Regions from separate parts of the Homo sapiens genome. Here region 1 is linked to region 2. A link is a loop called in an ENCODE intact Hi-C map of the cell type or tissue named here. Cell type or tissue: GM12878. All regions are shown on one strand. Links, peaks and the distances in the headings refer to the core of each region. The heading gives the core; the rest is flanking DNA.

Region 1 (15,776 bases), core at 8,895-11,394, 55 kb before region 2:
TTGCTAGCTGTGGGTTTAAAAGGTGATTTCCACGTAAAGTCTCTTGAAATTAGGACAATCAGCAAAATTTTCAAACCAAATGCCAAATCTACAGAAGCAAAGCTGGGGTTCAGTAGAAATCTGGGTTGACAAATGCTCAGTACTTGGAGGAGCTGTCATTGGAGCATTCTAGTGTTCAGGACTAGGAAAACCAGTTTCCTGAAATCTCTAGATCTGGTCAACAGTTTGTTTACAAGCCAGAACACAGACATTCACCGAGAAAACTGGGCTTTAGACCACTAATTCACTCCCAGGGAAATGCAGCACAAAGGAGAAACCACTGATTAGGGCCTGGTGGCTCCAGGAGGACTAGGGTCCAACCAGAGTGTTCTGAAGGCTATAGTGCCAACCCCTCAAGGGCAGTGACCACAAGCCAGGGCTAAGTGGTGCTGTATGAAGAGCAGGTGAGCAGCCAAGCAGAGTTGACACACTCTCCATGGAAGCTATTCCTTTCATTTTCTCCTCAATCTGTGAACATTTCCAATGTTTCCTTCATCCTCTGGTTACTAACATGCCTCAGACTCTCTTATAATCCCACCCCCCAAAATTCCTAAATTTCTCTCACCTTGAACTGCTGGCACTCATTTTTCCTTTTACTACCAAAATTCTCAAAAAAAGAGATATCTACACTCCATGTTTCTCCACTTCCTCATAACTCTCTCATTCTGTGACTTTCTCTGATGCTTCTTAACTGAAATTGCTGCCAAAGATGACCGTGACTTCACCAAGTTCCCAAATCAACCATCTCCAATTCATTCTTATCCTTCTTGACATTTTGTTAGCGTTTGACACCGATGACCACTGTTATCACTTCCTTTTTGACCTCAGGGATTTCTCAGTAACTTGATTTCCTATCCCTGGGGCCTTTCTCTATTTCCTTCTCCGAGTAATTTCTCTCCCACTGCTTGCCGACCTCACTGAGTGGGACAGTATACTCCAGTGGTCACAAGTCTGCACTTGGCAGTGCTCAAACCAGTGCCTGGCACATTGTGAGCAATAGAAAGATGTAAACTTACAAGGAAAGAATCTACCCCCTCTGGGCCCTCCCTCCTCAGTGCTCTCATCTACCTAAGGGTTTCCCCCACCTCGCTCGGCAACCCCTTCCACTGCAGTGCTGGAATCTGTTAATGCAGGAGAGGCATGTTTCCTCCATGGATCTGACAACTCCAAGGGGAGGAAACCCATCTTTCTCACTTTTGTAGCCCCAGTGAGTAGCACAGTGTAGACTACCAGAGAGTCTCATGTTTTTGCTTGCTTGTTTGTAGGAAAAATGAAATAACTCAGTGTGGGTAACCTAAATGTCTGTCTCCAGGAGGTCTTTGCTTTTTTTTTTTTTTTTTTTTTGAGACAGAGCTTTGCTCTTGTTGCCCAGACTGGAGTGCAATGGCGTGATCTCAGCTCACTGCAACCTCTGCACCCAGGTTCAAGTGATTCTCCTGCCTCAGCCTCCCAAGTAGCTGGGATTACAGGCACCCGCCACTACGCCTGCCCAACTTTCATATTTTTGGTAGAGATGGGGTTCCACCATATTGCCAAGGCTGGTCTCAAACTCCTGACCTCAGGTGATCCACCCCGCTTGGCATCCCAAAGTGCTGGGATTACAGGCGTGAGCCACCATGTCCAGCTGAGCCCTTTGGTTTTAAAGCTGCAGATTAATGTCTCTGCTGGCCTGCTGGACATTTTCACATAAGTGTTTCAGTTTAACTAAAACCAAACTCATGGTTCAGAACTGCCATTCTCTCAGAAAGACTCAAAATTGCAGCATGATCATTGTCCTCTCTCCATCACCCCTGCCATACAGCTACCCAGTCCTGGGGTGTCTTCTTCCCCTGTTCCTTCATCTAACCTACATTTTCTATCGCTGGAACTCCTATCTGGCTGAGGTTTGCACACCTCAATCGATACAGTGGCCTCCTACCTGTTCTCTTTACCTCCTGACTCACTCCACTGTTCCATCAAAGCGTATTGCCACCAAATCAATCATAAAACACCATCTTGGTTCTGATGTCTGTATCCCTAATTAGCTACCAAATTTCATTCGGGTGGTAATGAGTCAAGACAGGCCTCTGGCCTCCCTTCACATCCTCCAATTCCATTCCTCCTGACATGAAGACTGAAACTTCCTTTCTCCAAAGACACACTGGACATTCCTACCCTGTGGCTTTACTCCAGTCATTCCTTCTTTTTGGAATATCTCCCTTGCTTTTGTCCTAGCCAGCTCCCAGCTGTCATTCAGGTAACCACCACCTGCTTTCCTGTATAGTTTGTACCTCTGGGTATAAATGAGTGCTATATCAGTTTGTGTCTTGCTCTCCCTTGAGGGAAGGGACTGTATTCACAGTGCCTTGCATGTTTCAGGACATAAACATTCATTTGCATGATTGAATGGATCACTTTATCACAACTTTGCATCCAGAGATCTGTGGTTTCCACAGCTACCAGTACCAGCTCATTTCCACCCTAGATGGGTCTGTGATAGTTGGGCCCCACAGAAAAAAGATCTTATTCAAGTTATCCCATAACCTATTTTTTTCATTTTTTCCTGCATCCTTGTAGTCCATCTGTTTTCACCATAACCCATTTTTGCAGTATAAGTTCCAAACTTCCCAGGAACCAAGATCAGTATAAGGCAGCAAACAAGAGAAACAGTAGATATTTTGCCAACAGGAGGAGCTGTTCTTGGCAGGCTAAAATCTGACACCACCTAGCTTTAACACCAATCCTAGTTTCAAGGGAACACTTGGGGTATTCAGTAGGAGGCCCTGGTTAATTCAGAATAGCTGCAGGGGATCTCCAGGAGAGAAGACAACTTGCATTAGCCTGTACTTATTAGAGTTTTATAGATAGTGATTAAACACTTGTTAAAAAGCAATTATTAAACAACTAAACACCTGCGAATGACCCCTTGAAGCATGCAGCCTGAAGACAGCAGGATCCAGTCATCTGCGAGCTTGCTGGAAATGCAGTCTCAAGTCCCATCCCCAGCCTACTGAATCAGAATCTGCATTTTACATGACCCTCTAATGATTTGTGTCCACATCAAAGGTTAAGAAGCACTGCCATAAACATTCTTTATTAATCTCTTAAAAGACATATTCTAAGAGTCAGTGTTATAAAAGTTGTCAGCAAACTACCGCTCCACAGGGACTTGCTTTGTCCTCAAAGGGCAAACAGTGGGAAATACTCATGAAATGAAAGGTGTCACTATTGACCTGTCCCATTCCTCCCAGTTGCTATCTGGTCCCTTCTCTTCCTGGCTCAAGTCAAGGGGCAGTTGTGATCTGAGAGGCTGTTGAAATAGAGGTAGTGGGGAGGAGCAGGGAGAAGTGGAGGGGTTGTATGGAGATGCGACCACCTCTCCTCGCAAATCTTCCTGCACTCTGTGGAGTGACTCTCCTGCTCCCACTGCAGCAAGTCAGAAGTGGTCAGAGCAAGAAGCCTTGGCAGCAAGGAGTGCTGGGTGTTTTCTGAAGGACCGCCAGCCCAGCTGGTTGAAGAGAAAGGCTTCCCCAAACCTGGAAACAATGTAAACATCCACCAACAGATGAACAGGTAAAGAAATTATGGCATAGCCATATGATGGAATACTACTCAGCAAGAAAACAGAATAAATTATTGATACATGCAGCAATATAGATAAATCTCAAGATAATTTTTCTAAGTGAAAGCAGACAGACCAGAGAGAGAAAGAGAGAGAGAGAGAGGGAGAAAGAGAGAGAACACATACTGTGTGATTGTATTTATGTAAAACTCTAGAAAATGCAGACTAATCCTTAGTGACAGGCAGCAGATTGGTGCTTCTTGGGAATGGGGGACAGGCAAGGGCAGGAGGGAGGGATGACCGAGGGGGCACAAGGAGACTTTTGGGGGTGATGGATGTGTTCTCTATCTTGATTTGGTGGTGATGGTTACCTGGGTATATATGAATGTCAAAATTTATCAAATTGTACAGTTAAATGCTCAGCTTATTTCATGTCAATTATACCTTAATAATGCCATTTAATAGACAGAGAGAGAGAGAAAGCTGCTGGTCAGAGTAGCCAAGATCTAGGAACAAACGACAAGAGAAAAATAATGGAGAGAAGCCTGGAAGCCCAGAGCTGGGGCAAGGTGGAAGCAGGAAGTCAGGTGCACATCCTGGCCCCCATTGGCCTCCGCGCGGTAGGGAAGTGGTCTGCCTTGGTAGGGCTCCACCCTGGGCATGGCTGACCGGACAGGAACTCATCTGGCAGAGCAATCCAGGCCCCACTTCATCTCTGGTCCAAAGGATTCTTTCCAGAACCAGTGGAAGGCTGGCTTCCAGAAACATATGCTTCCTGTGATGGAGAGAAGCCACCTTCCCAAACTGGCTCTGAAATGGACCTTGCCCATCATGGAAACAAGGGACATTTGGGGTCTATCCATTTGGAGTGATGCCTGGCTCTGCCTTTTCTAAGTCAAAGTCAGATGGCTGTTTGGCTGAAGAGTGCGGCATTGCTCACAAGGACAGTGGCCCCATGACATGCAGTACTTTTTTGGGATGAGGGAAGAATGGAGTTAGCTGGATTTGGGGGCCTACTTAAGCTTGTCAGGTGCTGACCACCTGGTAGGCAGGGCTGCTTCCAATCCCTTTCACCCTGGAGCCTAGGTGAGAAACGGCTTATGGTGGCCATGCTCAACCTCAGTGACTTCCACTCTCTGTGTGATCACTGAGGATATGTTACCGTGTATAAAGGGCAGCTCTGACAGAGCCCCTTCCCTGTCTATTTAGCCAGCATCCCAAGCTGGCTTTCTTTACTAGTGTCACTTCTGCTAACTAAGCAGCCATAGCAATTTCCTCCAGGGCTGGAAGCCTGTGGGAAACCTGCATTTGTTTCAGTGACTCTGAGAGGGGAGAGAGAAGCATGGACAAGCCCCACTGAAGAAGACTGAACATAGATACGGCATCACAGGAATTTACACCGAAGACAAATGCCAATGCTGGCTTCATATTTTGAAGATTAAAGTGTAATTTCCATATGGCAAAATTCATCCTAAGTGAATAGGTCAGTGAGTTTTGATGAATGTGTACCGTAGTGTAACCATCAGTAAAATTAAGATATAGATCCACTCCATTACTCCCAGGATTTTCTCAGATTCCTCTAGTCAACCCCTCTCCCCTACCCCCAGTCCCTGGCAACTACTGGTCTGTTTTCTGTCCCTAAATATTTGCTTTTGCATAAATAAAACTCTAGAAGATGCAGACTAAACCATAAATCTGTAATCAAATAGTATGCAGACTTTTGAGTCTGGCTTCTTTCATTTAGCATGTTTTTGAGGTTTATCCATGTTGCAGCATGAATCACTAATTCATTCCTTTGTATTACTAAGTAATATTTCATTGTACAGATGTACCATAGTTTGTTCATCCATTTCAGTTGAAGGACATTTGGGTTTCCAGACCTTGAAAATTTTAAATAAAGCCACCATTAACATTCATGCAAAGTTTGTTATGTGAACAAAGGATTTTATTTCAGTTAGGAGTGAGATTGTTGGGTCACATGGTAAGTGCATGTTTAACTGTAAAAAGAAACTGTCAAACTGTTTTCCAAAGTGGTTGTACCATTTTATATCCGATTAGCAGTAGAAGAGAGTTCCAACTGCTTCACAACATCCTGACCAGCACTTAGCATTTATTGTTAGTTAGTTTTTATTTATTTATTCATTTATTTAAATATTTTTTTGAGACAAGGTCTTGTTCTGTCGCCCAGGCTGGAGTGCAGTGGCAGAATCATGGCTCGCTGTAGTCTCCACCTCCCAGGCTCAAGCAATCCTCCTGCCTCAGCCTCCTGAGAGGCTGGAACTACAGGCCTGTGCCACTCACCATGTGTGGCTAATTTTAAAATATTTTGTAGAGTCAGTGATCTCTCTATGTTACCCAGGCTGGTCTTGAACTTCTGACTCAAGAGACCTCACTGGTATGAGCCATTGTGCTCAGCCAGTTTTTAAGCCATTTGGATGGTTGTGATGGCTCATGCCTATAATCCCAGCACTTTGGGAAGCCAAGGAAGGCAGATCACTTGAGTCCAGGAGTTCGAGACCAGCCTGGGCAATATGTCAAAACCCCATCTCTAAAAAAATACAAAAAAATGGGTGTGGTGGTTGGTGCACGCACATAGTCCCAGCTATTTGGGAGGCTGAGGTGAGAGAATCACCTGAGCCTGAGCCCAGGAGGCAGAGGTTGCAGCGAGCCGAGATTGCACCACTGCACTCCAGCCTGGGTGACAGAATTAGAGCCATCCTAGTAGCTGTGTGGTGGTATCCTGTTGTGTTTTTTGTTTGTTTGTTTGTTTGTTTGAGACAGAGTCTTGCTGTGTCACCCAGGCTGGACTGTAGTAGCTCGATCTCAGGTCACTGCAACCTCTGTCTTCCGGGGTTGAGTGATCCTCTTTCCTCAGCCTCTCAAGTAGCTGGGACTAAAGGCACACACCTTCATGTCTGGCTAATTTTTTTGTACCTTTTGGTAGAGACAGGGTTTCTCCATGTTGGTCAGGCTGGTCTCGAACTCCTGACCTCAGGTGGTCTACCTGCCTGGGCCTCCCAAAGTGCTGGGATTACAGGCGTTAGCCACCGCGCCTGGCCTTGTTGTAGTTTTAACTTGCATTTTGCCAATGGTAAATGACGTCGAACATCTTTTCATGTGCTAGTTTGCCATCCATTAAGTATTTACACATTAGGCCAGTGGCTTGATTGGGGTTTCTGAGGGAATGTCGAGGCAGAGCAGGGTGGACAGTGTGGTATTGGCTGGTTTAGATATAATTTTGGTGGGCTCCGAGCTGTAGTGGTGGTCCTAGGTTCCTGATACCAGGCCCGGGGATGATTAAATCATGGAATATTGCCTCCTGAGGGCCAGGTAGAGGAGATATGGCTCTGGACTGGTTAGTCTGCTTATCAAAGGCATGTTCCCCTCTGGGTCCTTTGCTACCTCTAAGAATTGGCTAGCTCCTGGAGGGGTAATCTCTCCCCAGCCAGAAAGGTTAAGATGTCAAAACATCACAATATACAGAAAATCTTAAACATATTTACAATATGTTGCAGGAAGTCAGGGATCCCAAATGGAGGAACCGGCTGAAGCCATGACAGAAGAACGTGGATTGTGAAGATTTTATGGACATTTATTAGTTCCCCAAATTAATACTTTTGTAATTTCTTATGCCTGTCTTTACTGCAATCTCTAAACATAAATTGTAAAGATTTCATGGACACTTATCACTTCCCCAATCAATACCCTTGTGATTTCCTATGCCTGTCTTTACTTTAATCTCTTAATCCTGTCAGCCGAGAAGGATGTATATCGTCTCAGGACCTTGTAATAATTGCGTTAAGTACACAAATTGTACAGCATGTGTGTTTGACCGATATGAAATGTGGGCACCCTGAAAAAAGAACAGGATAACAGCAATTGTTCAGGGAATAAGAGAGATAACCTTAAATTCTGACTGCCGGTGAGCCAGGCAGAACAGAGCCATATTTCTCTTCTTTCAAAAGTAAATGAGAGAAATATCTCTGAATTCCTTTTCTCAGCATGGAACGTCCCTGAGAAAGAGAATGCGCACCTAGGGGTAGGTCTCTGAACTGGCCCCCCGGGGCGTACCTGTCTCTTATGGTCGAGATTACAGAGGTGCAATAAACTCCAGTCTCCCATACCGCTCCCAGGCTTATTAGGAAGAGGAAATTCCCGCCTAATAAATTTTCGTCATACCGGTTGATCTCAAAACCCTGTCTCCTGATAAGATGTTATCAATGACAATGGTGCCCAAAACTTCATTAGCAATTTTAATTTCGTTTCAGTCCTGTGGTCCTGTGATCTCGCCCTGCCTCCACTTGCCTTTTGATATTCTATTACCCTTTTAAGTACTTGATGTCTGTCACCCACACCTATTCGCACACTCCCTCCCCTTTTGAAAATCCCTAATAAAAACTTGCTGGTTTTGTGGCTTGTGGGGCATCACGGATCCTACCAATGTGTGATGTCTCCCACGGACGCCCAGCTTTAAAATTTCTCTCTTTTGTACTCTGTCCTTTTATTTCTCAAGCCAGTCGACGCTTAGGAAAATAGAAAAGAACCTACGTGATTATCGGGGCAGGTCCCCCGATAACAATACACCATGGGAAATCTGCTACAGTGTTGAATTTGCGGTAGGAAGAAAAGCTACAGTGGAGAGTGGAAGATCACCAAAAGATCATCTCAGAGAGGATGTGAGTCTGGGATGGAGTTGGTTCAACATTAGGGCCAAGATATTATTCAGGAGAAATATTTTCAGCAAGGACCCAGTGGAAATGTAGCAATGTGGTGCCTGGCTCTCAGCCATCAGATGCCCAGCTGCCAATAGATGTCATGCTCCCTAACCTGCGAGGGAGGGGCTGTGAAGTCATTTTTAATCTGCATGCCCCACTCCCACAAGACAGTCTGACAGTGATAGATACAGCTCAAGAGAAGTGCTGAGAATGCCACAGGCTGACTCTCCCAGATAAAGAACATGAAATGATTTCATTACTTTTGCTCTCCCTGACAGCTCTCTAGAAAACAATCATTGGTTTAAGCAACCAGCCTCCAGGCCAGAACCAGCAGGCCTAGGGAAGGAGTGACTTTTTTGTTTTTCTCAGGAGGATTGTCTAGGTGAAGTGCTTAGGGCATGAGACCTGGGCCAGAAATTGCTTTTACTCTCATGGTCTTATTCTGAAGATTTATTTGCAGGCTTAGGGATGTTCTAGTTGCAAATAATTATCTTTGCTCAGTGAATGATTCCCCATCCTCATCCCTTACATGAATTCACATGAAAGAAGGCATATTTCTTCCCTTTCTAGCCCCAATAGCATTAGAGGTCACAGTTGGTTTTATTCTTGGGGATACAGAAATAGCCACCCATTCCCTTTAACTGGGTGCATGGTTTGGCCCAAGGCATGGGGTGTGACCGAATGAATTTACCCCAACCCAGGTCATTCACCTGATGGTTTGTGTTCTGCTGGAGAAAGATCTCCACTGGAAAAGGCCTGGACCTGAGGCTCATTCCAAAGGGCCCTGGCTTAACACTGCAGAATCCTCCTTCCAACCTGCACAGCTTTGAGCCTTCACTGTACCAGGGTCTCTAGAAGACTTACACGGATAGAGAATTTACTACTCTATCTAGGGCTTCGAACTGTAGCTATTAATTTTTGAATGTTTTTAAAGCACTACTGCAAAGTCTAAGTTTTGTTCATTTATTTCTTTAAGTATTTATTGTGGTATATATAATGTTGTTATAAATCATTTAGATTTATGAGTTGGTGTATTCCACTCTTATGCATGCCCTGCAGAGCCTAAGAACCCTAAAGAGATAATTATTATATATGCTCAGTTCTTAGACGTCCTTGAATAGTGTTCTCACCATGCATAGAAAACACGAGCCCCAGGGGAGTTTTGGTAGCCAGCTTGTTTTCTCCTTGAATTGGACATAGGTGGGAGGATGTTTTTTTCCTTCCTGCTCCCAAAGAACTCTTCTTTTCTTGCATAGAGAAGAATATAGAACTAAATATTTAATTAGGAGAATAAACACCAGGAGCTTGTAAAGAACTCAGTGTGAAGAGAGAAGGATAAGAAGTTTAAGGCAGGTGAAGAAGCTTCTTACACATATCTATCAAGAAAAATCATAACATTTTGTCCAGTCATGGTGGCTCACACCTGTAATCCCAGCAGTGTGGAAGTTTGAGGTGGATGGATGGCCTGAGCTCAGGAGTTTGAGACCAGCCTGGGCAACATGGTGAAACTCTGTCTCTAATAAAGAGACAGAAAAAAAAGAAAAGAAAAATCATAACATTTAGAAAAACAAAATAAAGAAAATGTAAAAGTCACCCATAATTTCACCACTCTGAGTTCATCATTGCTCACATTTTGGTGTATACTCTTCTAGGCTGTGTAGGTTGCAATGTGTGAATGTGCATTTTTGCATGCATGTGGTTTTTTTTTTTTTTTAACAAAAAGTAGTACACTGTGCATGATTGTAACTTGCTTTTTAAAATTCAAATATATTGCCTGACAAAGACAAGTAAAAATAAAATAAAATAAAATTCAAATATATCACAACCATTTTTTATGTCCATGTACAACAGCATAAGGATGTGCCACAATTTACCCAACTAATTCCCTCTAGGTTAGGTCTTTGCATCAAGCTAAATAGACAACCAATAAGTCCTAAATGATTCTGGCACCAAAGTTCAGAAAAGAGCTTTATGAATTAGAAAGAAATTAAGTGCAATGCCCATAGGCTGAAGACGGGAGGCTCACTAACCCTGAAGAATGGGGGAGAGAAATGTGCTAAGGGGCTAAAAATTAGGGTGGATAGAATACAAGTTAGGGAATGGATCTAAAATAGTTGAATCTGTGATGTCAAAAAAATATATAGTTTGGAAGCTGAATATTCTAGTTGTTTTCCTAGGAAAGTTGTGTAACCCTTTTGAGCCTCAATTTCTTCCTCTGTAAAATGGGAATAATTGTTTCTCTATCAGAGTGACTGTAAACATAAAATAAGGAGTTATACAAGACTCTGAACACTGCCTGTCATAGAATAAGTGCTCAATATTTCTTAGTTCCCCTGCTCCACTTCTACCTCTTTGGGTTGTATTGCTCTGGGAAAGTGTGTGGAAGCGAGGCTTGGACTCTGCACTGTGAGTGGACTTGTGTGCTAATGTGTTCTGATAACACAGGGGCCAGTTGCTTGGAAGGTGGTCAGAAATTAGTGAGTTTCATGCAGATGATTTTTCAAGTTAAATAAAACTTCTCTGAGTCTGAGGTCTGAATGAAAATTCTCTGGGTTTGAGGTCTTACTGAAGTGTTTTCCTTTCACAGCTCTAGTTGGCTGGCAGGTGTGGTATAACACAGTCATTCTCAGAGTGTGGTTCCCAGACAGCAGCAGCATTACCTGGAGCTTGTTGGAAATGCAAATTCTCAGGCCCCACCCAAGACCTACAGAATCAGAAACTCTGGGGCTGGATCCAGCAATCCGTGTTTCAACAAGCCCTGCAGGTGATTCTGATCTCAGAGATTGACTAGTGTGGCAAGAGTCCTGGAAACCCAGAATCCCTAGATCTGGAATATACTCTAGCTTACCATTCACTGTGGGGCCTTGGGCAGGTCACTTCCTTCCTCTAAACCTTCATTTTCTCACCTGGACAATGGGAAGATAATATCTTCCTCGTGACCTCAAATGATTGTTTCACAGGCCCAATGAGTTTAGAAAGGAGAAAGACATTCAATTAATGTATTCTAGAAATGGAATGTATACTTACTATTCTTGGTTCTTAGGCAGGGCAATGTAGAAAGCATCCCTATGTGATGAAGAATGGTTCTATTTTGATCATTGAAAGAAGAGTCTGTGCCCTCCTTGGAAAATCTCACTGGATGCTTTAACAGCCACCGTGGTAGTTTCTCCTATGCAAACCTAAATCCCTGTGCAAGGACAGTCAGTATCTCAAAATGTAAGGATGATATCAGTCACTGGGAAAAAAAAAAATTCTGGCAAAGTAAAAAACCCTTAGACATACAGAGTAATGTTTATTATTTGTTCTCCTTTTTCAGTCCTCAGTGAAAATAGAGAACAGCAAGTCACCCCTTAGAGGTGCACACCCCTCATCTACATGAATGGTATTACGTTGTCTCAGCCCTCCTTTCTTTCCGGCCGCACAGTTGTGCTTTCTTTCACCTCTGCTCAAAGGCTTCATTGTGCTCCCCTTTATTAGTCATCTTGGTTTCTCTTCTCTGAACCATTTCCAGTTTCTTTAGCCACAGCCTCCTATGACGTTCAGTCCTCTTCAGTTCTGGAGCCCAGCATATACTTATTAGGCTGGTGCAAAAGCAATTGCTGTTTTTGCAATTAAAAGTAATAGAACCATCAGAGAGGGTGACCACCATCAGAGAGGATGACCTCATGGTTCTAGCACACTCCACGGACAAAGCACTGCCCTGATGCCTCAGATCAAGGCTATGGCTCCTGGAGAAGCACTGGTGTGGATCAGTTTTACCCTAACTTCTCTTGTCATTCATGTTTTATTTTCATTTCCCTTTGTGTACCATCTTTTGTTTGTGTCTAATGATCTTTTCTATTCTCCCAACTTCTTTGATTTCCTAAATAGAAAGTAAATTTAATATATTTATATTTGCACAGATATTTAGAATAAATGCTCATAAAAAGATTGGAAGGAGAAACACCAGTATCTTAAAAGTAATTTTCCTTGGAAAGTGAGATTACAAGTGATTTCATTTGTTTTTTTCTTGCTTCTCTGAATATTTAAGTTTTTCGATGGTTGACACATCTATTGTTTAATTAAAAAAAAGAAAAAAGAAAATTGGAAAATTAACTCTTAGCATGCTCACAAAACAAATAAAATATAAAATGCTTGTGTTCAATGAGGTCTCATAGACCCACATGAAAGTGTCGTCTCCTGCAAGACACAAAGCTGTGCTTGGTCATAGGACTGTTCAGGACTGTCTCAGTTTTAGCCCTTGGAACTAGGCAAACCAGGACAGGTGGTCGCCCTCTCTCCCAGCCCCCTCCATCCTCTTTTTGTCTGTTAAACCGCCATGGCTGCTCACTGGTCTGTTAGGGCCCATCTCTCTTGTATCTTGCTTTGTCATTTCTAGGGAAGTTCAGCTCAATTGAGCCTTGAGGTAGGAAGACACCTCAGGAACAATATTTGTGTCTGCTGGTTCAGGTGAGGCTTAGCGGGAGTCAGAAGGCAAATATGAAGAAGCAATGGAACCAAGCTCCCTACCAGGGAGAGAGGGAGAGCAAAGCCTTTGGGCCACCATGAAAAGATGAAGGTCCAGTGGAAGAATCAATGTTGCTACGGGAGCTATTGAGAGTGCTTTGTGGACACACCTCTTGAGAGCGTGAAGAGAGAGTAAGCAAAGTCCAGGCTTTCTTCCCACTGACATTATTTGGGAACTTTTGTTACCTGTATTTCTCTCTTCTATTTTAAATATGTTATATTTTCTTATCCAGAGATCTGAGTTTATGAATGTTTCACTCTAAATCAGTGGTTCTCAATGCTGGCTGCCCAGGAAAATCACCTGAGAACCTTCTAAAATGCTCAGGCCCCCTCCTAGGCCACTAAAATATATATTATTTTCATTTTTCATATGTGTATATATGTGTATATACACACACATATCTAATAATTACATATAACATATAATTATGCGTAAAAGAATTTACGTATAATATTATAATTACATAGTATGTAGAGATGCTCCTTGACTTATGATGGGTATATGTCCCAATAAGCCCATCATAAGTTGAAAATATCATAAGCCGAAAATCCATCTAATAATAAACCAAGTGTAAAGTCAAAAAAATCATATGTTGAACCATTATAAGTTGGGGACCATCTGTATAATATTTTATACATATGTAAAATTAGGGTTGCTCCCTATGAGGTGGACTGGCCCAGGCTGGAAATGAGGACATTATGTTCCCATCAGTGTTTATTTATTTATTTATTTATTTATTTTTAAGAGACAGAGTCTCACTGTTACCCAGGCTGGAGTGCAGTGGCGAGATCATGGCTCACTGCAGTCTCAACCTCCTGTGCTCAAGCGATCCCCCTACTCAGTCTCCCAAAGTGTTGGGATTATAATCATAAGCCACCATGCCCAGCCCCATCAGTGTTTAGAAAGCACAAGAGACATCAGTCAAGAATTTCAACATTGGCCTATGCTTTTCCATACTGAGAGCCCACAATCTGGGATCCAGATGGAGTAATTTGAGGGTCAGATGTTGGTATGCAGGGCAGGTATACGTAGACCTGCTGGAGAAAAGATGTGAGCTGCGTGCATACTTGTTTTATGTTTTCTCCAAAGCTTATAGCCAGGCTGTTGAGGAACATGGGCAGCAAGTGTGAGGTCAAGGAAGCTATCAAGAGCCAAGAGGCCTCTTCAACCCTCACCTCTCAACCTAGAAGCTCTAAGCCAATGGTTCAAAACCATGGCTGTACAATAGGAGCACTTAAGAGATTTCCTAAAAATACAGAGGCCAGGTCCTCACCCTCAAGGTTCTGACTTGCTTGGTTTGAGGAAGGGGCTGGTTTATCCACATTATTTAAATATTCTCCAGGTGATTCTAAAGTGTAGCCAGAATGAGAACCGCTCATTTTAACTTTGGTAGGGCAACCAACTAGGTGGTCAGTCAGGACATGGGGCCAGGGGAGTGGGAAGGGGTAAAGTGGCTCAGAGAACCGTGTTTGCCCAGCAAAAAGATGTTAACCCTGGAATCGGTCTAGATGCTGATTTTTATTTGGCCCTTTTGCCTACTGATTTTTTTTCATTTTACAATTTTTTTTTTTTTGACACAGAGTCTCGCTCTGTTGCTCAGGCTGGAGTGCAGTGGCACAATCTCGGCTCACTGCAACCTCCGCCTCCTGGGTTCAAGCGATTCTCCTGCCTCAGCCTGCCAAGTAGTAGCTGGGATTACAGGCATGTACCACCAACCTGGCTAATTTTTGTATTTTTAACAGAGACAGGGTTTCACCATGTTGGCCAGGCTGGTCTCGAACTCCTGACCTCAGGTGATCTGCCCGCCTGGGCCTCTCAAAGTGCTGGGATTACAGGCATGAGCCACCGCGCTGGCCTCATTTTACAATTTTTAATGTTTTAAAGTGTCTATTTTTCTTTGGATTCAGAAGTGTTAGCTACATCAACTCCTGGGGATCCTGTTGGTTCTGGAGGACTTGTTAAAACAGATTGCTGGGCCCCACCCGCAAGGTTTCTGATTCAGTAGCCCTGGGGTGGAGCCCAGTATTTGCATTTCTAGCAAGTTCCCAGTTTATGCTGGTGCTTCTGGCCAAAGAACCATCCTTTGAGAACTGCTGGGCTTAATTTATTTTATCGTTTCATCTTTTTGATATCTTAGTTTTCTGGATTTAATATTTCAGTTAGATCTCAATTTTCCTCAGCTTTTTTTCTTCTTTTCATTAAACTATGTGATATTTAAATTTTTTCTTAATCTGTATTTTAATCTAGATTCTTATACTAATTTTAACTCTAATTTTTACTCCATTTTTGTTTTACTAGTCATTTCCCCCACTTTTTGAAGTAGTTTTTGAGAATTCAATACATTGTTATTAACTATTCTCACCCTGTTCTAAAATAAGTTCATGATAGCTCTCTTGAACTTATTGTCTATCTAACTGAAATTTTGTATCCTTTGACCAACATCTCCCCAACCCCCATCAGTAGTTTTTAAATTTGCCCTTTTAAACCATATATGACAGACACCCTTAGTTGCCCACTCAAGAATCATTTTGTGCCGCCCCCCTCTTTCTGTTAACCAAACCCCTATTTTGTTGAGGTATTGGGTAACCATGTGTTTCACGCACCCCTCTCCAGTCTCAGGGGTGATTCTTGATTAGGCTAAACCAATTAGATAATTCCATTTCCGTTGCCAGTGACAATGGTGATGGAGTGCGAAGGGAAGCCGGCTAGTGGGCTCTGAGAGTTTTTCTTATAACTCAGAAACATCATCTTTTCCAAACTTCAGACACTGTTGTGTAAGGGTTTGATCCTTGGAAGAGAAATAGTCACCTGGCATCTATGAGGAAACAAACCTTAGGACCAAAAGTCAATAAAATTTTGAAGATGGCAGAGCAGAAAGACAGAAGGAACCCATGTCCTTGATGATGGTGTTTAGGCATTCATTGGACCAGTAAGCCCTGGAACTGCTTTATCTGCAGACTTTTTTTTTTTTTTA
Region 2 (15,776 bases), core at 4,744-7,243:
TTTTTATGCATTTGGAAACTAAAAAATTAATGTGACTTGCTTTATTGCAATACTCACTTTATTGCAGTGGTCTGGACCTGAACCTGCATATTTCTGGGGGATGCTTTTCTACTGCTGCCATCTTTGACCCTAATCCAGATGAGGATCCTGTATAATTTTAGCCAATAAGCCAGTATAACATTTCCCATCACTGGGGAAAGAGAAAGGCTGATCAAGGAGTGAGTCAGATTAGGGTTAGGGATGGGAAGGCTAGAGGCCTTGGGGTCATCACCACCAGAAGAGCATTCTTTCATCTATATTTCTGTTACAGATTTTATTTTCTCCCCCACCCCACATCCCAATTTGATCTTGAAAAGTCCTGGAGGAAGCATTGTTCTTATTCCCATTGAAGCTATGCTAACTTTTATAATCAAATTCTTCAACTGTCTAAAGATTACTAACATCAATCCGAAAACCAATTATAGAAAATTCCCTCAGTCAGAGACCCACTTTGAGAGTATTCAGTTGTGATTCAAGGAGCATCACGTGCTAGGAGTCAGGGTAGTTCTAGGTCTAAAGCAGACTTGGGTACTTTTGGCTTGTGCCAGTAAAACTCGCTCGGATTCGATTTTTAAGTTAAAGCCTTTATAGTCTTTCCAAAAAGTTACTCAAAGGATAGGAACGTCTCTAATACAATACATAGTCATACATGTATACAAAACTCACTTTATGTCCCTCACACCCATGACAGGGCACCTCTGGCTTTGGGGCCATGCCCTTGTCCCACATGCCCACCTCACTGTCTCTGTGCCAGAGGAATCTTTCACAGTCAGCAGATGAGGCAAATGTGAGCTGGGGAAGAAGCCCCGAAGAGTATTTCCTTTCATGGCAGAGGCCCATATAATAGATTCCAAAGAAGTGGGAAATACATGTTTCTCCACTGCTTGAAATTTCAGGACTTCCTAATAACATGGTCATATGGAGGCTTCTTTCTAAGCTTAAGAAAAAAAAGCAAACAGAGCTTTTTAAATTTTTTAAAATTCAGGAAAAGTCATAATTTCCTTCCCCAAACCATGACTGGTTTTACCTAATGGACTCAAGGGGTGGGGGGATGTTGGAGGTATCCACTCACATGGTGAGGCTCTTAGGCTCCAAATCCAGAAATTGATTTTTCATTGAATTTCATTGTGAAAGTCTCAAGGTTCAAAAGCCATTTACAAGCGAGAGCCAGCCTCAACCTCAGACATGGTCCATGCATCCTCCACTCTAACAACACTTGAAGTATTTGCTATTCCCAGAACTTGACTTGACTTTCAGGATGCCTCCATGCCTGGTTGATACCATTTCTTCTGTCTGGAATTTTCTTCCTGTCTGCTTGGCAAACTGCCATCCCTTTTTCCAGGGCCCAGGTCTGTTTTTGTTTTGTTTAAGAGACAGGGCCTTGCTCTGTTACCCCGGCTGGAATGCGGTGGCACAATCATAGCTCACTGCAGCCTCAAACTCCTGGGCTCAAGTGATCCTCCCACCTCAGCCTACAGAGTAGCTGGTACCACAGGCCTGTGCCACCATGCCTGAGTAGTTTTTGACATTTTTAAAAAACGTTTTGTAGAGATGGAGTCTTGCTATGTTGCTCAGGCAAGTCTCAAACTCCTAGGCTCAAGTGATCCTCCCACCTCAGCCTCCCAAAGCACTGGGATTACAGGTGTGAGCCACCACGCCCCCCTGCTAGGGCCCAGTTTTTAGGAAGCCTTGAATAATCCTCCCCTAGGAAAAATTAATTACCATCTCTTCTGTGCTCTCAGAATACTTTGTTCACACTCTTTGTTCACAGTATTCACATTGTCATAAGTTGGTGACTTGTTTCCCTTCCTTCCTTCCTTCTCTTTTTTCTTCTTTTCTTTCTGGGTGATGTGGTCGTTAAGGTCCAGGAGAACCAAGAGCTAGTCTTATTTGTCTTGTGTGACAGTGTGGCATTGAGGTTGAGAGTCCAGACTCAAACCACACACACTGCTTGGTTGGCTTGCACTTCCTGGCACCGTGACTCTCTGATTAAGTTTCTTCATCTGTAAAATGGGCAAATTCAATACCCACCTCATAGAGTTGTGAGAATTAAATGGTTTATATAGGCAAATCACTTAGAAAAAATCAGTACCTGGCATAAGTGCTAAGTGCTAGCTTATTATCATCCCTTTACCTAACTCAACGCCTAGCCCAACACACACTAGCTGCTTGTATATGTTTGTTGAATAAGTGACTTAATTAAAGAACATTAGAATGTTTATTAAAGAACATCTACGCTCAGAGGGAAAGTCAAATTTGTACATTATCCTTACTAAAAATTGGTACATTATTTTTACCTTAAATATGCCTAACTTTAAAAAAAACAACAGAGAAAACTTAGCATTTCAAAACAATTGGCTTATCACAAAAGTTTTTGATGGAGAGTTTTATTTGAATTTTTTTCTCTTATCAGCCAATGCTTTAACACAGACGTGATCACTAACTGCTTAACAGATGGACAACTTTTCAGAAAAACTGAATGCTAAAAGTTAATAAAAGCAGAATATTTACATGAGCAAAATTTGATTTTTTTTCAGGTAAAATACAACTATCATGGAAGGTCATACCAGCGTTTTGCTTGGAAAGCTCCCACAGAAATGCTTTATAGGAGAGCATGGACACCTGCACACTATGTCCCCTGGGAAGTTAGAAGCAGACATACTGTTTCTTACTGCACTTGGGTAGAGCCTGGTCTGTTATACTATACTAGGAAATAAGTCTTTAAATTTGACAATGGGAGAGGACTTGGCCAAAACTTTTAGAACACTTCATCTGATTGGAAATTACTTTTTCCTTTGGGCTTGTCCATTTCATGTTCAGGGAAAGGGAAACATGATGTAGTAACGTGATGTTCTGCTCTCATTCTTCCTAGACCTCCTGGTATGAAATTTGCAGTGTCTTGATGTGTGAGGTCTCTCTGAAAGAGCTGCAGGGAAAACAGCGGGCGATAAACTACCCCTTTAAACAGGCTGTGGCTACATGATGCCTGGCTTACTCAGTAAATCTTCTGGAAAGAGACTCTTTCTCTTGCTCACTGCTCAGCGTGGAAACAAGAAAAGGAAGCCAGAGGCTCCTGTAGCTCCTGCCCTCCCCTAGCCTCCACCAGACAACCCCACTATCGAATGCACAGAGGAGAGGATCTGAGAGGAGAGTACTGTCAGGCTAAGTGGGGGGGAAGTAGGAACTGAAGGAGGAGGACAAAGTGGGTTGGAGGAGATGAAATGGAAGGATTGTTGGAGGGAAAATGGAATAGGGGTTTGAGATGGAGCTTTGTAAGAGCTGCATTTGCCTCCTGGTTGCAAAGGGAATAGGTGGCTATTCATAAATATATATAGGCCAGGTGGAGTGGAGCGGGCAGGGCCTGATTGCTGAGGACAAGTAATTGGTCTTCCTCCTGGTTTAATGCTCTGCTCTTTGTGTGCCCTCCCAGATGTTTTTCTGTTGCCATGGTGGCTGGAGCAGAGGTAATAGCCATGGAGCAGGGAAGATGAGGCCGTAGAAAGCTTTTTGCTCTGTTTTCAAACTGATTACAGGAGCTTCACATTTGGTGCATCTGGAGCACTTTTGTGATGGCTTTTAAAAGTTTTCCTTCATCTGCTTGCAGGCTAGCTTTTGCTCACCCTGAAGCCTGTGGGGAACCCGGATTATAAAGATATATCCATGCCCACAACGGTGGGGCCATGCAGCCACTTGCTGTCTGGGAAAATAGTCAGGGGTTTATTCAGCAGGGGAAAAGGGAGAGGGAGGAGGAGGGAGTGACAAAACAGGAGGAGCTTTACGGGTCACCTGCAGGGATGTTCAATTGTGTAGGAGCTTTATTTATATTAAAATTCCTTAAGGAAATAGCCTTTATATTTTAGATAGAAAGTGTGGGTTTGTGGTGTCTGTGTGTGTGTGTGTGTGTGTGTGTGTGTGTGTGTGTGTGTGTGTATTCTCCTTTCCCCCATCTAAGTTTCTGAGGAGTCAGGCATCTGCAGGAAGCTTTAGATGCCTACTGGAGGGCAGGAGGACATAGCCTGCAGCTCCTGGAAGGCAAGCGGTGATGGCATGAAACTTACATCTGTGCCCAGCTTTCCTGGATTAGCAATGCCATTCAAGCTTGCCAACCCACAGGAAATTACAGCAGCTCACTGCTGCCAGGAACTCAGTTCCAGGTGTCTGCTGGTTGTGTTCCTTCACTGAGGACCTCCATTTCTCCAGGACAGACAATAGGAGGCCTTTAAGTGCCAAGGATCAGAAACCTCTGACTATTTGGTGGGCCCCTACAAAGTGGTTTGCTTTTCAATAGGTTTCACATGATGAATGGTGCAGCAGGCCTATGCTATCCACTCAACATCATTGCCTCATTTCTCTGGATGTGTTGGTTCTCCTGCCAAATGAAACAGGGCTTCAGCTGGGACATCAGGCTCCAATTCTCACCACTTGTTCATTTGGAGTCTGATGTGCATTACAGCCATTTTGTAAACAGTTACCTGACTCTCACCTCAACCAACAGGAACTAAAAACAGGCTTGTTGGAAGTTTCACTATGCTAAGTCTGAAATATTGGACATGAATTGAACCCCAGTGCTGGACAATTGAGGTTAACACCTAATCATTTATTCCACTGATATTGACTAGGCATTTACAAGGTACTGTGGTAGCTGGCTCAGAGCTGAGGGGATACCACGATAAATAAGACAGACACGATCCCTGCCCCTTTGTACTTTGTCTAGTGAGAGAGACAGACAGAAAAAAAAAAATCAAACAGACGGGTTGACCAATGAGAAATTGTGGCCAATATTATGAAAGATGCAAGCAAGGTGCTGAGCTGGGGAGCAACAGGAAAGATGGGCCCTTCTTTAAATAGAGTAGGTGGGGAAGGCCTCCCCGAGGAAAGAGTATTTAAGCTGGGACCCTGAAGTTGTGAGGGATCCAGCCATGCCAAGAGCAGGGGTAAAAGGAAAATTCCAAGGGGAGCCCTTGATGGAAGATCCCACATCCTCCACCAGGAGTGAGGCACAGTGTCACAGTGTTCAGCATGGTGTATCACAGGAGATGAAGCAGCAGCCTTTAGATCTGGGACATTTTACTGAAGGAGGCCAAGGAGCAAGCCCTCTTGTTTCACCCTCCCTTGCCTTTCCTTACCAATGTTTTCCTCTTCTTGTGGATGTAAAAAATAAAGACGGATGAACATCTGGTCTGAAGTGAGCGTTCTCAGCAGACCATCCACATCTAAAAGAAAGCAGATTTCACACGGATTAGGACCTCGTTTTAATATGGCAATCCACACTTCTTTGACTCTAAGTTAATGATCGCTCCTTTAAAAATGTTACTTAATGTCATTTTGCTCTCTTTGTAAAGGAGACTTCAGCTGTTGTTGAAATTAAAAGTTGTTACAGAAGAACAAAGCTAACATGACCTTTATGTTCATTTCCTTTTAGATGAACTGGGAAGTGAAAACGTGAAAGTGTAAGTTTTCCCTGCTGCTTCTGATCCACCTGGGGTGTGAACAGCAACTGTTAAGGTGGACAGCTGCCTTTTCAGGTGTTTTTGTTCTGACATCTTGCGGGACTCTCCTGCTTCCCAGGCGGGGTTGGAGATCCTTGGCAGCCTGAGGGAGGATGTGCTGGCATCCCCAAACCCTATCCAGCGTGTGAGTGTGATCTGGGCAAAGACAGCTTGGCATCTGTTTTATTTCATTGTCCTACATTCAGAAAAGAATCCTGACTGCTACCAATTTCAAGTGCATAGCAGTTAAATATTCTATCCCTAGCTGTATTTCAAGGACATTGGTTCATTTACTCTGATTAGAAATTTTATCACCAGGAAAGATACTTGAGCTGGTATTTAGCAGGGAGCCCTGGTCGAAGCAGAAGTTCACACAGCAAGAACCCCCAGGGATGGGAGAGAGAGAGGAGGAGAAGGGAAGAGTGGGAGGAGCAGGAGGAAGGGAGAGGAGGGAGGGAAGGAGGGGTGGGAGAGAGAAAAACAAGCCTCCACTCAGAAGCATGTTCTGGGGTGATGCCATATCCTCCCCATCTTCCAAGCAGCCTCCTGGTTTAGAAACTTTATCGCTTCCTCTACGCAGTGTACCGCCTACGCTGCTTTCAGAGCTGGTGGTCCATCCTTCCCCAACCCCATCTCCACTAACCACGGACTCTGTCCCCTGACTGTGCACTTTGAGCTTCTGCAAGTGAGGGCGGTGAATTTCTGAAAGCAACTGCTCCATTTCTCCAAGAGAGAAAGGCCTGGGAATTGAAGGGACAGGTGATAACTGTAGCCTGTTGACAGTGGCCTCTTGACCTGGGGCACTGATCAAAAAACCCCAAGGAACAGGAAGTGAAATTAAGCAAGGCTAAAATGCTTCATATGGCAACTCCCCGGAAGGGCCTCACCCTGGGAGCCTTGCAGACTTGACTTTGCACCTTCAGGGGAGCAGTCAGCCTCCTGGGTTCCCTTTTTTGTCCACTTGTTGGGCCTGTGGGCACCCCACTTTTGGACCTGTGATAAATGTATGTTTGTTTGTGTGGTAGCCTTTCTTCCTATTAAAGTTTGGTAGTTTGGAATAGGGCAAGCCCCCAGGCTTCCCTAGAGCATAAGGCACTGAATCAAGTTCATCTTCCTCAGGATCAGCATTCTAGTCTCTTTCCAAATGAAATTAGGCATCTTTCACATTTCTTTCTAACAAGTCTTTTGCTCTCTATTTCTAGCCCTATTTTTGAGGAAGATACACCCTCTGTTATGGAAATTGAAATGGAAGAGCTTGATAAATGGATGAACAGCATGAATAGAAATGGTATGTGGTAACCTAAAGTTGTTTTTTTTCTTTCCTCTCTAGTAACAGAAGGCTGCAACAGCTTTATAAATATCTCAATAAATCCTGGAGTGAGACAGAAGAACCCAATCCCACATTAGATCTGGTACATGCAGATAATAAACCTGGTCTGACAATACTTAAATATTCAGCTTAATTGTTGCCACTTGTTTTTATTTCTGTACAAGTTGTTGAAATGGTCTTTTTGAAGCAGAAAATGGTATTTTATTCAAGAAAGGAAATCTCTGAGGCCAAATGATCTGGAAAAAGTTAGCATCTGGCATTACCTTATACATTACAGAATTTAAAGATCTACAATTTTAAACTGACTATGGATATAAAACTTTATCAAATGTAGTATCCATAGATCTGTGCTGTTCAACGTAATAGATAATCACCAAATGTGGCTATTTAAATTTAAATTAATTAAAATTAAAATTAAAAAATATTGAGTGTTTAGTAGCCAATGGCTACTAAGTGGACAGTGTAATGTAGAATATTTCTATCACTTTAGAATGCTCTATTGGACATTGCTCATGTAGATGGTGATATACATACCCCATATAACAATTTCCAATTGATATCTGGCAGTAATGGAAGTATATGTTCCTTACTTTTTAGTAAATCAATAATGGGACTTTAAAATGATGACAGCTGCTTTTTCTTTTTCAAATTCCCTTTAAAAATTAATTATTTTTACTACTTAGATTAAATGAATAAAACCCAGCATTATCATGTCATTTGTATTTTTTACCATTTATCTTAAAAAAATACCCTAGGGTCTGTCAAATTCAACACTCTACAGTAGAGTTAGAAAATTCAGAGACTGGTTATAAGAACTATTACTACCAGGCCAGGCACGGTGGCTCACGCCTATAATCCCAGCACTTTTGGAGGCCGAGGCGGGTGGATAACCTGAGGTCAGGAGTTCGAAACCAGCCTGGCCAACATGGTGAAACACCATCTCTACTGAAAATACAAAATTAGCTGGGTGTGGCACATGTCTGTACTCCCAGCTACTAGGGAGGCTGAGGCAGGAGAATAGCTTGAACCCAGGAGGCGGAGGTTGCAGTGAGCCGAGATTGTGCCACTGCACTCCAGCCTGGGTGACAGAGCGAGACTCCATCTCAACAAAAAAAAAAAAAAAAAAAAAAAAAAAAAAAAAAGAATTATTGCTACCAGAGGCTTATCAAGGTGTGATTTCAAAAAAGAGCCACTCAGCTAACTTGTACAATTTCTAACAGTTTTTCATATTGAGGAAAGAAGGACTCTGTAAAGCCATTCTATTTGAGGATGGGGCGGGTCATTGAGATAGTCCTTCAGGAGTCTCGTTTTGTTGTTTTTCAGTTGCTAAAAGTAATATGCATACATAGTAGAATTTGGAAAATGCAAAAAAAAAAAAAAAAAAGGTAGAAGAAAAAAATTCACCACAGAAAGGCAATCTCTTCTTGCTATGTTGTTGTATTACGTTTTGTGCCAGAGATTTTGTGAAATATAAAATCATGATTCTGTCATACTCACTAAAACCAGAAAACTGGAAAAGGCATTTCTATTTGACAACTAAAGCTGAGTTATTTTGACACATAGGTGATAGAATCAAAGAATTTTTTTGCCCTTAAAAATAACGAGTGGTGTAATAGAAAAGAACTCATGACCATAGGAAGATCAGCTGTTTTCCCACTTTACCCAATTCTTTCCTACCGTGCAATCTGATGGAAATCATTCTGCAGACACGTTGGAACCTCAGGCGAAGCCATCTTATTCCACTGTCTATCCTGAGACATGCAGATTCTAGCTTTTGGAGCACTGGGGTGCTGCAGGGACAGAATAACCAAGCAGTGATGAATTGTGTCCTTTCCAGTGTCAGAGGCATGTTGAAGTTTTGCATCTGTGTTATTAGTGCTTTTTCCATTTCAAGAGCCTTGACATCATTAATCTTTTCATCACTATCACTCCTTGGTGAGGCCATTTTTGTGCAAGTAACCACGCAGATCAGAGAACTATGGTATTTAACTGTATCAGGTTTGTGGATAGAAAATACGATTTCAGTAACTAACAATGAGTTTGCTTTTATTCTGTCCTAGCCGACTTTGAATGTTTACCTACCTTGAAGGAAGAGAAGGAATCAAATCACAACCCAAGGTACTTCTCATTTCTACCACAGATTACATGTATATGGCGGGGGGCGGGGGGATTGGGAACCAGGGTGGAACACTTTTTGCTTACCTCCTCCGTGCCTATAATTCGTATGAGATCATTTACGCGGCTGGATATGTGCATAGTGTGGAGAAGAGGAAGTGTGTTACAGAAAATAGAAGGCCACAAAGTAAATATCCTAGGACTCTTTATCTTTAGAAATAAATGAGTATTGACATTTTCTTGCCCTTCTAAAGAGACACTGTTGCTTCAGCTTCTGTTTTAGTCATAAAGCTTTCCAATTATGACAAACTGTAGGTTTGTTTACCTTGGATAAATAGATGTTTGGTAAGGAAAACAGATGGAGGCGACAGTCTTAAAGTGGGTAACTGTAAACTAGAGTGAGAAAATAAATGGGAATTTTTAAAAAATGTTCCATTTTACCACTAGGTGGCTCTGGTTGATAGAAAAATTTTAGTGCTTTGGGGTTTGGGTGTATAGTTTAGCATTCCACAATCTCATTTTAAATTATATTATCTTTTGTGAGGATAGAAATGACCACATTTGGGGTGTTTTGATTAGAGAACTGTTTTGTCAGGACATGGGAAGTGTTCTAAGGAAAAAGGTTGGATGGTTCAGAAGGTTGGGGACTGGCTCTGCAGAGCTCTGCTGTGACCTTGGAGGTACTGAGTTGTTGGCAGCAAACACTCATGGACACCCGGAGAGAAGAAAACTTGAGCCTATGCCTGAGATATCACACTTCTGTTGGAATAAATGGAATAAACCTTCAGGCAGGATAAATCCTCTCCCTCCATGTTCACCAGAAGTCTGGTGCCAGTCAGTCACTTGTCACCAGGCAACCCCTGAAGCCTGAGCATCGCGAGGGAATACTGATTATTAGGCAATGGTTGGGGGCAGTCAGATGTTTATCTTCGGACCCTTTTCCTGCGTCTCCCCCCTAAACCTCACTTAAGAATTCACCATCCCAAATCTCTCCTCACATCACACCACCACAGTCTTACTCAGACAAACCTCAGCTCTGATGCCAAAGTCTATACCTATTGTAGATTTAGGTCAATATCACCACCCTAGGCATTTTCATGTTAAGATTATTGCCAGTTCAGGAAGGATTCTATCCTATTTAAAAGAGATTCCAGGTCATGCTTGGTGGCGCTTGCCTGTAGTCCTAGTTACTTGAGAGGCTGATGTGAGAGGATTGCTTGAGCCCAGGATTTCAGGATTGTAGTGAGCTATGATTGTACCACTGCATTCCAGCCTGGGCAACAAGCAAGAGCAAGACCCTGTCTCTAAAAGAAATGGGGAGAGAGAGAGGGAGAGAGAGGGGGAGAGAGAGAGAGAGAGAGATTGATTAACAAGCAGGTGGAAGAAAACAACAATGCCAGGGGGAATATTACAAAGGAATATTTTCCCCATGTTTTGATCTTACCTGGAAATATGTAACTATATATGTCTGGTATAGGGCTCAGATCACTACTAAAACTCCATAAATATCTTAAGTATCTTATTACTCTATCACTGATGAGCAACCTCAATGATGCTAAAAACTACCCTCAGTGGTTTTTACATTCCTGCCTTTTGCTCTTTGAAATTGTTGGCAACATGGAAGAAGCTTAACATTACAGAATTGTATGGCAGTGAAATCTTCTTAAAAATCAGATTTTTGGCCAGGCAATGTGGCTCATGCCTGTAATTCCAACACTTTGGGAGGCTGAGGCAGGCAGATCACCTGAGGCCAGGAGTTCGAGACCAGCCTGGCCCACATGGTAAAACTCCATCTCTACTAAAAATACAAAAATTAGCCAGGCGTTGTGGCGGGCACCTGTAATCCCAGCTACTTGGGAGGCTGAAGCAGGAGAATCCCTTCAACTGGGAAGGCGGAGATTGCAGTGAGCACTGATCACACCATTGCACTCCAGCCTAGGCAACAAGAGTGAAAGAAATTCTGTTTCAAAAAAAAAAAGTCAGATTTTTGAAATAATGAGAAAATGAGCTAGAGCCTTCACATAGTTAAATGATTGTTTTAAAAGGGAAGGTCTACATTCCACTGTGGGTCCAGAGCTGTGTGGCATTCACAGGATGGCTGTCAGGCCTTCACTTTATGCCCTCTCGTAATGCCAGCACCAGCATTCGAGAACCAAGAATGGCAAGTCCCAGATCTTTGTACCACTAGGCACTTTCTGATTACTTCAAAGGTTATTATGATATTGCAAAGTTAATTTTTTATTCATTAAAAAATCTAAGAAAAGTACATTGGATTTAGAACAAAGCCCAGAACAAAGTAAGTTCTCAATAAGCACTGGTTATTGCTAGTATAATTATTAGGAAGTTAGGACTGATGTACAGAAACTCACTGCCTTTATACTAAGACCCAGCTCACTGGATTAAAAAAAAATTCACTTCCTTTATCCTAAGCCTGTATCCTAAGACCCAGACACATCAATACTGGTGGGCGAAGCATTATTTTTGTCCCTGTGTTCCCTGGTGGTTTCTTTCTGGACCTACCAATCCTGGGAAATCAGGAATTTGTTTGATCTACTATGAGACTTTCAGTTCTCCTTAATTACTGGCATAGGCCCATTAATGTTGGTGATTTCAGAATAGTCCACTTATCACTCTGGAGTTTTTTGGTGTTTTGTTGTTTTGTGTAGAGACAGACTCTCATTCTGTTGTCTAGGCTGGAGTGCAGTGGTGTGATCCCAGCTCACTGTAGCCTCAACCTCCTGGGCCTAAATGATTCTCCCAACTTAGCCTCCAGAGTAGTTGGGACCACAGGTTTGTCCACCATGCCTGGCTAATTTTATTTTACTTTATTGTGGTGACAGGGTCTCCTTATGTTGCTCAGGCTGCTTTCAAACTTTTGGGCTCAAGCAATCCTTCTGCTGCCTTGGCCTCCCAAAGTGTTGGGATGACAGGAGTGAGCCACTGTGCCTCGCCCAGTCTGAAGTTTTTAAAAGGATAGTAACACCTTATAATTTGGATAATCTTTCTTTTCTGTCATAATTTTATGTACATTTCTTTTTCCTATCCTAATGTTTTAATTAAATTGATAATCCATAAAATGTTTACTTTGAGTATCTACCCTGGGACAAAAATAAGATTTCTTTTTTCTCTAAAAGCTTGTGAATTGTTATAGATACAGGTGGAAAGTGCATTTGTGGGTCATTGGACTTAGAAGACTCATTTTAAGACCTAATTTGAATGCTTGTTTGTTCTTTAGACTAAAACAAGTCACTTTAGCTCTCTGAGTTTTAATTTCTTCATCTTGAAAAATGGAAATAAGAACATCTGTCCTTCTAGTTTCACAGGATGATATAAGAGAATGAAACCACCTAGCTAGGTTTTATTTTTATCTTAATTTTTTTTTTTCGAGACTGAGTTTCATTCTTGTTGCCCATGCTGGAGTGCAATGGTGCAATCTTGGCTAACTGCAGCCTCTGCCTCCTGGGTTCAAGCAGTTCTCCTGCCTCAGCCTCCCAAGTAGCTGGGATTACAGGTACCCACCACCACGCCTGGCTAATTTTGTATTTTTAATAGAAATGGGGTTTCACCACATTGGTCAGGCTGGCCTTGAACTCCTGACCTCAGGTGATCCATCCACCTCAGCCTCCCAAAGCGCTGGGATTACAGGCGTGAGACACCGCACCCGGCAGTAGCTAAGTTTTAAAGCACCACGCAAGTGAAACTAATTATTCTTATGCAGTGGCAATTGTTCTTCCCCCTCCCACACTGGGATTTTAAAAGATTATTTTTAGGGCAGTTTTAGGTTTACAGCAAAATTGAGCAGAAAATACAGAGTTCCCATATACCCTCTGCCCTCACACATGCACAGCCTCCCCCATTATCAACGTCCCCCATCAGAGTTCTACATTTATCACAATCAATCAACCTACATTGACACACCATTATCACCCAAAGTTTTCCATTGGCTTTTACCTTGTGCATGATTCTTCCTCTGTCATTGAAGTAGTATACAGGTGAATTTAATGCTTCAGAAAGTATGTAACAGTCATTAAAAATTGAATTTAGTGGAAGACACACTTCTCCTTTCTCCTGATAAACAAAGCCTTCTGGAATTCATTTACAGGGTTCCACTTTCCTTGATGCTAGAAAGACATGCCTGACATAGAACCTCTGTTATCTATTAAGTCCATAGAACCTACGACCACCATGCTTCTGGGAAAAGGGAGTCAATCTGATAACCATCCTACACTGAATATACCACATTGTGTGCAAAGACTTCAACTCTTCAAGCTTGTCTTGTTAGGGTCTGTAATCTCAGGCCTTTCAGAACTTTATCCTTGTCTCATTGGCCAGTCTTGTTCATTACTTTCCTCTGTCCTCATTGAATGGATATTCTTCCTGAGCTATGGAATCCGAAAGACAGCACAGGATTTTAATAAGGACCAGAGATGTACAAAATACTATGAGAAGTGGACACTATGGTTTTCATGTTTGAAAGAAATCAATAGGAAAAGCAACAAAGGAATCATGGGGGAGGGGAGTGTTTCATATTCTTATTTTCCATCTTAGCATCTTTTCCGTGATTCATACCTGCTATGTGCCTGGCACTGCCCAGGGGCAAAGTGTCAGTGGGAGGAGGGTGCTAGGAGGGGTCTGCCCTCAAGTTGAAGAGAATTTCATCCCTGATCTGGTTAAGCATTGCCAACACATGGTAACGACAGAAAACAGATCCTTTTGGTTGGTTTTATTATTGTTTTAACTTCTGTGTAGAAAACACACTCCCTTATTGCCTAACCCCACACTCACAACACCCTCCCAAATGCCACTAGATAGTGGTGCAAACAAGAAAAAGTCCCTTTTATCATGACTCTTCCAATCTAGCCAGCCTCTTCCTTCTTCTGGAGGCATTTGTAGTTAGACGGTTTCCTGAAAGCTTCGTGTTTCTGTCTCTGCAATCTCAGATGAATAACCACAGACAAGGAATCGCAAATATTAGCCAAATGCCTGTCTTCTTTCCTCTTATATCTCTTGACCACAGGGATGATTTTACATTAAGCAGCAACATAGGGAAAGATTAGGGAAAGAATTAGATGTGGTTCTGCTCAAGTGGATTTATAATTTTGAAAATACAGTAATAATTACAGCAATAGTAAGACATTTACATCACATTTTCTATATGCTAGTGCCTAAGAAATTAACTAAGAGAGAGTGACAGTATATCTGTTCTTATAATAATTCTACTGTTTATTCTATAGTTTATGTTTCTGAGCTCGATGTCATTATAAAAAGGAGTTGCTTCACTATTTTTCAGGAAAAATTTAGGTTAGTTTAATAGAGAATTTTGTGGATTTCTTCCTGTTTCATCCCTTCTCTTTGTCATTTTTTGAGAAAGTATAATTTTTGATGTAGGTTTTCAAAAGACATTTATTGAGCACTTAATATGTGCCTGACACTGTCTACATCATGTCAAAACAACCAGTTAAAAATAAAATAATTTGAGTAAACTTAGAACTCAGAGAGGTTAAGTGGCTTGTTCAAGTTCACATGGCAGGTTCGTAGCTGATAAAGCTCAATCTAGAGAAAAGTTTCTTTTAAAAATGTATTTTCATTCTCTTTTATTATTTTGTTAAAATAAGAGATATTTCATAAATTAAAAGACAAATTATAGATTAGAAAAAGAAGAACACTCAGCAGCAAGAAAGCCAGCCACCATGAGGCTAATACAGGAAAGTACTCGGTGAATGGTGTGTCTGTCACTCAGCACAGTCATTGACAACACTTAACCATTAATTGCAAGAAAACAGCAGTTTTATGCGAGCTTTTTTTGGCCTGTCTGCTCAGTTAAATCTTTGTGACCACTTCTAATTTTTTTCTTTGTGCAGAGGCTGCTTTCCTCTTTTCTTCTTTAGTCCCTCAAAGTCATTTAAACGTATATAGATCCTTCTTGACTTACAGTGGGGTTAGGTCCAGAGAGACACATTGTAAGTAAAAAAATCTGAAGTCAAAAATGCATGATATTTTCAAATTATAATGTTTATCTAGAGATAGCCCCATCATAAGTCAAGGAGTGTAGTGAATACATATCAATTTTGCTCCATTGTAAAGTCAAAAAAATTGTAAGTTAACCACTGTAAGTCAGGGATCATCTGTAATTCAAGTATTAAGTGTCAGATTCTCTCAAATCTGAGCTTGATATTATGAGGGATACAAAGTAACAGTTTATAATCCTGCAGGATGATAACCTCAAATAATATTATTAAAACACAGATGCACGTGCGCACGTGTGTGTGTGCATGTATGTGTTGGATGAGAGAAGATGTACTTACTTTTAAAAACCACAGCATTGCTTGAATAGTGGCCCAGATTATATCCACAACACGGGCATGATCTATGTGCATGACTAGGCTTGCCTCTGATGTTAGCCAGATGCATTACCTCAATCATTCCACCTGAGACCAGGCCTCTTGCAGGAAGGAGAAAGGACATTCTATTGAAGAGAAAGGGAGCCTGATCTAATTGTTATGTGACTTTATGCTAAACTGAACTCTGCACTCCCCACAAAAATGAGTTAGAGAGCATCATAACACAAGAAAGTTTTAACATAGGTTTATTGCCATCTTTGGAGACAGAGTACATGAGCTGTGGTCATAAAGAGGGATTGTTACAAGATAGACTGGTCAGGAGAACAAAGATGACTTATCTAATCCTGACTGCAACAAAGGGGCAATTATGAAACAAGGTATTACAGTTGCATCAGTCCTTATTTAACTGGTAGCATGCCCATTACATGCCTTCTTAAAGAAAACAATACAATGATGCTTTCT

The links. A loop is a pair of places that touch in the nucleus more often than their neighbours do. Peaks named below come from ENCODE experiments on the same cell type or tissue, not always from the same donor. Only the 100,000 strongest peaks of a DNase experiment are listed, where the experiment ranks them.
Region 1: a loop joins it to region 2, with 4 times the contacts of the local background. A loop is called at or near these places in 8 of 110 quality-filtered maps.

The regions. Positions count from the first base shown.
Region 1 is chr4:152,693,080-152,708,855 of GRCh38, reverse strand. No RefSeq gene overlaps it. Among named protein-coding and RNA genes, the nearest start is that of TMEM154, 21 kb to the right of the region's middle. RefSeq lists enhancers at 1,228-1,729, 7,630-8,141, 11,613-11,662, 11,693-11,922. In GM12878, for the core only: a CTCF peak has its summit at 10,319; a DNase peak (open chromatin) is centred at 10,886; H3K27ac peaks cover 862 bases.
Region 2 is chr4:152,634,128-152,649,903 of GRCh38, reverse strand. It overlaps TMEM154 (transmembrane protein 154), which reads left to right. Exons shown (of 7, transcript NM_152680.3): 4 at 5,462-5,489; 5 at 6,731-6,816; 6 at 8,919-8,976. Among named protein-coding and RNA genes, the nearest start is that of TMEM154, 38 kb to the left of the region's middle. RefSeq lists enhancers at 5,416-5,475, 6,621-6,690. In GM12878, for the core only: no CTCF peak of the experiment used is centred there; a DNase peak (open chromatin) is centred at 6,233; H3K4me3 peaks cover 1,363 bases; H3K27ac peaks cover 2,391 bases.